2 separate regions of the Homo sapiens genome follow, and region 1 is linked to region 2. Evidence: read pairs that join two places in POLR2A ChIA-PET (ENCODE). Cell type or tissue: endothelial cell of umbilical vein. All regions are shown on one strand. Each heading gives the region's core, and the rest is flanking DNA. Links, peaks and the distances in the headings are about the cores only. Region 1 overlaps HSPG2 (heparan sulfate proteoglycan 2). Region 2 has its middle 36 kb from the start of ECE1-AS1.

Evidence for each region. Peaks named below come from ENCODE experiments on the same cell type or tissue, not always from the same donor. Only the 100,000 strongest peaks of a DNase experiment are listed, where the experiment ranks them.
Region 1: POLR2A ChIA-PET joins it to region 2 with 7 read pairs; 1 of 35 experiments calls an interaction of 5 or more read pairs at or near these places.

The regions. Positions count from the first base shown.
Region 1 is chr1:21,898,792-21,901,629 of GRCh38, reverse strand. The region is part of intron 1 of HSPG2 (heparan sulfate proteoglycan 2); the gene reads left to right. Among named protein-coding and RNA genes, the nearest start is that of HSPG2, 37 kb to the left of the region's middle. In endothelial cell of umbilical vein, for the core only: no CTCF peak of the experiment used is centred there; DNase peaks (open chromatin) are centred at 1,379 and 2,649; H3K27ac peaks cover 2,500 bases.
Region 2 is chr1:21,327,771-21,330,674 of GRCh38, reverse strand. It overlaps a transcript of ECE1 not described here. Among named protein-coding and RNA genes, the nearest start is that of ECE1-AS1, 36 kb to the right of the region's middle. RefSeq lists enhancers at 946-1,603, 2,477-2,904. In endothelial cell of umbilical vein, for the core only: no CTCF peak of the experiment used is centred there; no DNase peak of the experiment used is centred there.

The DNA of each region.
Region 1 (2,838 bases), core at 339-2,838, 570 kb before region 2:
GGCTACAAGGAGGGTGGGGTGGACTGGCTGCTGAAGGCATGTGAACAATGTGTCTGGAGAAGCCCAAAGCCCTGGGTTGGTCCCAGAGTCAGCCTCTGAGCAGGCAGACAACTTTGAGCCATAGGACCCAATTCTATTGCCCACCCCTTGCTAGGGTCCTGCCCACTCAGCCAGGCTCCTCCCTTCATCCCAGATCTGGAGGCGACCCCAGGCCTGAGCCCACACCTCACACTCCGCATGCATCACCCCTCAACCACACCTACCCCTCACCCCTACCATGCACCCTCTGCATGATACTAATCCTAATGCTTATTAAGCACTTACTGTATAAGTAATTCTAGTGCTTATTAAGCACTTACTGTATAAGTAAACGCCTCACTAAGTGCCTTACCTGCTTGATCCCATTTACCCAGCCGATTCTCTCTGAGCCTCAGTTTCTTCATCCAGAAAACGGAAATAATAATAACACAAGCTCACAGTTTCTTGACCGAAAGCCTCAGAGTCAGATGTGTTCTGGAATTCAGAATTTTTCAAGTTTGAGAAGGTGACATAGAGCATGTGCCCAGCCGGCATGTGACATCCCCATTGGAGTCTGGGGGTCACACCCCATGATCAAACAACGGTAATATTGCTACAGTGAAACACAGGACTCTTCCCTCTGAGTGGAGTGAACACACTCTGAATAGCTTCATGTCGGTTCAGTTCAGGGCTTGGCACCCAATGAGCTTGCTATAAACTTTTTTTTTTAACAGAGTCTTGCTCTGTCGCCCAGGCTGGAGTACAGTGGTGCAATCTCGGTTCACTGCAACCTCCGCCTCCTGGGTTCAAGCAATTCTCCTACCTCAGCCTCCCGAGTAGTTGGGACTATAGGCATGCACCACCGCGCTGGGCTAATTTTTGTATTTTTAGTAGAGATGGGGTTTCACCCTGTAGGCCAGGCTGGTCTCGAACTTCTGGCCTCAAGTGATCTGTACCTGCTCTCCGTATCTGTACCTCTCCCTCCTTCTCTCCATTCTGTGCCCCACTCCTGTAGTTTTCTCCTCCGTTCTTAGTCCTTTCCTAGGCAGCCTTGTCTGCCTCTTTATCCTCACCCAGGCCAGGAGAGGAGGATCCAGCCTGCATTCATTGTCCCTAATGACACAACTTGGACCTGGAGTTCCATGTGACCCTCGTTCTCACCAGGAGGGCCTGGACATAGCCCACCTCTGGGATTGGGTGCCTCCCAGAAGCCCTCGCCCACAGTCCTGCCAGTGTTCAAGGAATGCCTGCCCACTGGGGGTCACCCTGCCTGCATCCCAGCCCCAAGCAATTGTTCTCAGCCTGTTAGAACAATTCTCTGGCCTGGGCCCGGTTGAGTCAGCTGCCTGCACACCGCCAAACCAGGAACTGCAGGGTCTGGAAAATCCCCCTCTCTGCTTAGCTCCTTCCTCTCTGGCCGAGGTCTGACCCCTAGACCCCTCCTCTCCAGCTGCCCGTCTGGCTCCAACACATGCCTGAAGTGCTGGGTTCCTCTGGGAGGAAGCCGGGCTCCCTCACCGCCGGAGACGGGCTGGAGGGCAGGAAACCTGGGTTCTATTTCTGACCTTGGAGCTGCTAATGGCCCTCCTTGGGACCTGAGGCACATGCTGCACAGTCCCAGGCCACTGCCAGCTCAGGCATCCCATGGGGCCATTCTGAGAGCTGGTCAGGTTGGGGACAGGGACTGGCCAACCCTGGGCTCCCTGGTATTGCTCTCTGCTTAGGCCTCATGGCCAGCCCAGAGGTCCAGCCCTGCCTCATTTCCTGGTGAGCAGAAGGCTTGGGGTGGGATGCCAGCTCCTCACCTGTGGTCTGGGCAGACACGTCTCCCGGGGCTCACTGGGGAAGGGGAGCATTCATACCTCCTCAGCCTCCTCCAAGGGTCACTGTCAACTCAGGTGATACTAGGCTGAGGAAATGCATTGCAAAGTGGCATGCAGTGTGGCTGAGAGGCTTTGCAAGAGTGACTCCCAGTGATCTCATATCTGCTTCATTGCATACCCCTGGTCACAGAGGTGATATAGCACAGTGGTAGCTGCTTAGGTATTGGAGCCCGACCACCAGGGTTCAAATCTCAGCCCTGCCACATGCCAGTTTCCACGGGTAACCTGACTTTCTCTGCTCTCTTTGCCCCCTTTCTCAGTGGAGCCCCATAAGACCTATAACCTGGTTTAGGAGTGCCTGGTGCATAGTAAGTGCTCAATAAATGTTAGCTGTTATTATTCTTCAAGCAGATCCTGGTCTTTCCCTTTCTGGGTCCAAGGTCCTTCTATGGTCAAGTCCCAAGTTCCTTTTGGCTCTTTCTGGGAGCCTCTTTCCTGTCTGGTTCCATCTGCTCTCCCAGATGTGAAATACAGAGCTCCTGGAACCTTTTGATCTTCAGCTTTTTACAAATGAAGTCTCTGCTCTTGCTGACTTATTCCTTGCTATGGGCCCTTATCTGACCCTGGATCCTCAGACCCTAGGGTGGGGGCTGCAAGCAACAGCAGACTGGCAGATGGAGGGACCCGTGCTCTGGAGTCCTCTGGTGGAGTGTGGGGCACTTCTGTCCAAGTCCCGACGTGCTCTGGCCTCTCTTTCCCCTCTCCCTGCAGATGTGTGTTCCTGGCTTTCTTTCCATGTTGAATCTCACTTTGCTATTTCCTGTCTGGTCCCAAGGCCACCCCCGCCGCCACCCGCTGACCAGCTCCCTGCTCCCTGGGAAAAGCTCTGGACCTTGCTCATCATTCACCGCTAGGTTTTCCTTTCCAGACGGCAGTGTCTAGGAGATGCTGGGAGTCGCAGTGCTCCAGGCATGCCCTCCATAACCTTGGTTGCAAT
Region 2 (2,904 bases), core at 309-2,808:
GTTGGCATTCAAACTGAAGCAACATTTGCTGAGTACGTTTCCTGTGCCAGGCATGGCAGTGTCTGTGCCTTCCAGGAGCTCCCAGGCCTGTGGGAGAGATAGATAAATTAGCAGGTAAATTGCTGAATAGTATTTGGTGAGGTCAGCTAGGGGCGGTAGCTCACACCTGTAATCCCAGAACTTTGGGAGGCTGCGATGGGTGGGTCACTTGAGGCCAGGAGTTCGAGACCAGTCTGGGCAACATGACAAAACCCCATCTCTACAAAAAATACGAAACAATTAGCTGGGCATGGTGGCACGTGCCTTTGGTCCCAGCTACTCAGGAGGCTGAGAATCACTTGAACCCGGGAGGCAGAGGTTGCAGTGAGTGGAGATCATGCCACTGCACTCCAGCCTGGGTGGCAGAGGGAGACTCTGTCTCAAAAAAAAAAAAAAAAAAAAAAAAAAAGTATTTGGCGAGTATGTGGGCAGGAGCCTTTAAAGGCCCAGAGGAATAGGACCTGGGAGACTCTGTCTCAAAAAAAAAAAAAAAAAAAAAAAAGTATTTAGTGAGTATGTGGGCAGGAGCCTTTAAAGGCCCAGTAACTTGGTCCAGGGAGGTGATGTTTGAGTTGGGTCTTGAAGGATGGGTAGGAGTTTGCCAGCCAGGCAAAGCTAGTAGTAGCAGAGCCAAAATTTAAACCTGAACAGTCTGGCTCCAGACTCTGTGTTCTTTCCTGCAGCATGCTTGGCCCTGCTGCCCTACAAGGCCTAGCCTTGGGAGGTGAGACTCTGGGTCCTGGGTCACTCCACGTGAGCCCTAGACCATTTTCCCATCCAATTCCTGCTTTTGCTCTTCACAAACTCCCACTCTCTCCCCCTTCTGCAAAGGTGGTTGGGAGTTGACTAGCCTTGTAGGCAGTCTGTGTCTCTCTAAGTGACTAGGATTTGTGGTGTGCTGAGAAGGGTACACAGATTCTACCCTCAGTTCTCCTGTGGCAGGTAGGAGGCACAGACAGACAGAGAAGCATTTCCTGGTTTGTTTTTCCACTGTTTGCCCCGAGCACATGAACTGTGCTTTGCATAAGGCACCTCCTCAGATCATTGCAACAACCCTGGCAGGTAGAGGTAATTTACTGCCGTTTTAAGCATGAGAAAGGTGACTCACAGAGGTTGAGCCATGTGTCCAAGGTCACACAGCTAAGCCAGTAAGTAGAGGGACTGGAATTTGCACCTCAATCTAACTGCAAGGCCTGTACTCGTGTTTTTAAGCCATCAGGAAGAATACCAGGTTATGAAGGCCACGCCCCTTTCTGGTGAGTCTCACCTCTGTGCTGGTAATCAGGACACCCAGGAATTGCAAGTCGGCGGTAGCAAGCATAAGGTTGCATTGATTTCAGTGCTTCTCAACGGACATGTGCATGAGAATCATCAGGAATGCTGGTTACAAATGCAAGTTTCATTGCCCTCATCCTAGAGGTTCTAACTCAGTAAGTGTCGGGGGGAGGGTCCAGGAACCTACATTTCCAGCAGAATGCCTGATTCTGATGCTGGTGGACCATAGAATATGCTAGAAATCTAATTTATTACATGTCTTCTCTGGGTCCAACACTATCCTGGGCATTTTATTTGGTCACTTCAGCCATCAGAACATCGCCTGGTAGGGGGAATGGATGCAAAGGGAGGTGGGAGTCTAGAGAGAGATTCGCAGCAGTCATGATGAACAGCCAGCATGTCCATTCCACCTTTAGATCAATTGGATAAGGAAACTGAGGCTCAGAGAGGCGGTACCTTGCCCAAAGCTTGTGGTGGCAGAGCTGGGATTAGAAAGCAGACCCTCAGCAGCCGAGGCCTGTGTTCCTCCTAATACCCAACGTGGTTGCTTTTGCAGACTTCCACACAGAGATTCTTTTTTTTTTTTTTTTTTTTTTCGAGATGGAGGTTCGCTCTTGTTGCTCAGGCTGGAGTACAGTGGAGTGACCTCAACTCACTGCAACCTCCATCTCCCAGGTTCAAGCGATTCTTCTGCCTCAACCTCCTGAGTAGCTGGGATCACAGGCGCCCGCCACCATGCCTGGCTAATTTTTTGTATTCTTAGTAGAGACATGGTTTCACCATGTTGGCCAGGCTGGTCTGGAACTCCTGACCTCAGGTGATCCACCCACCTCGGCCTCCCAAAGTGCTGGGATTACAGGCGTGAGCCACTGCACCTGGCCTACACACAGATTCTTGGGGACATCTGCCAAATATCAGCATAGGTAAATGTGGGATGATCAGTGGTGGCAATATCTACCATTTACTGAGGACCCACTATGTGCCAGGCACAAGGTCTAGAATGGTTAGCAAGCAGGCATGGTCTTGGACAGTTGCACAGATCTCTAACTATAAGCAGGTTGCTATGGGAGTTTATGTCAGAGGAGCCATCCCTGGCAGAGAGCAGGAGCAGGGAAGACATCCCTGAGGAAGAAGGATTTGAGAAGAGATCTGAAAGATGTGTTAAGTGTTAACCAGGCAAATAAATGGAGAGAAAAAGAGTCTAGGCTGTGAGAACAGCATGTGCAAAGGTCCTGGGGTGAGTGACCTATAGCAGCAATCTCCAACCTTTTTGGTGCCAGGCTTCGTGGAAGACAATTTTTCCATGGACAGGGTGTGAAGAATGGTTTCCCTTATGAGAATCTAACTAAGCCCGATGATCTGAGGTACATGAAACTGTTCCACCTCAGTTCATGTTAGTTAGATTCATCACCTTAGTTAGATTCTCATAGATTCTCATAGGAATGCACAGCCTAGATCCCTCGCACGTGCAGTTCACAATAGGGTTCGCGCTCCTACGAGAATCTAATGCCACCGCTGATCTGACCGAAGGCAGAGCTCAGGCGGTAATGTCCACCCACAGCTCACCTCCTGCTGTGCGGCCCGGTTCCT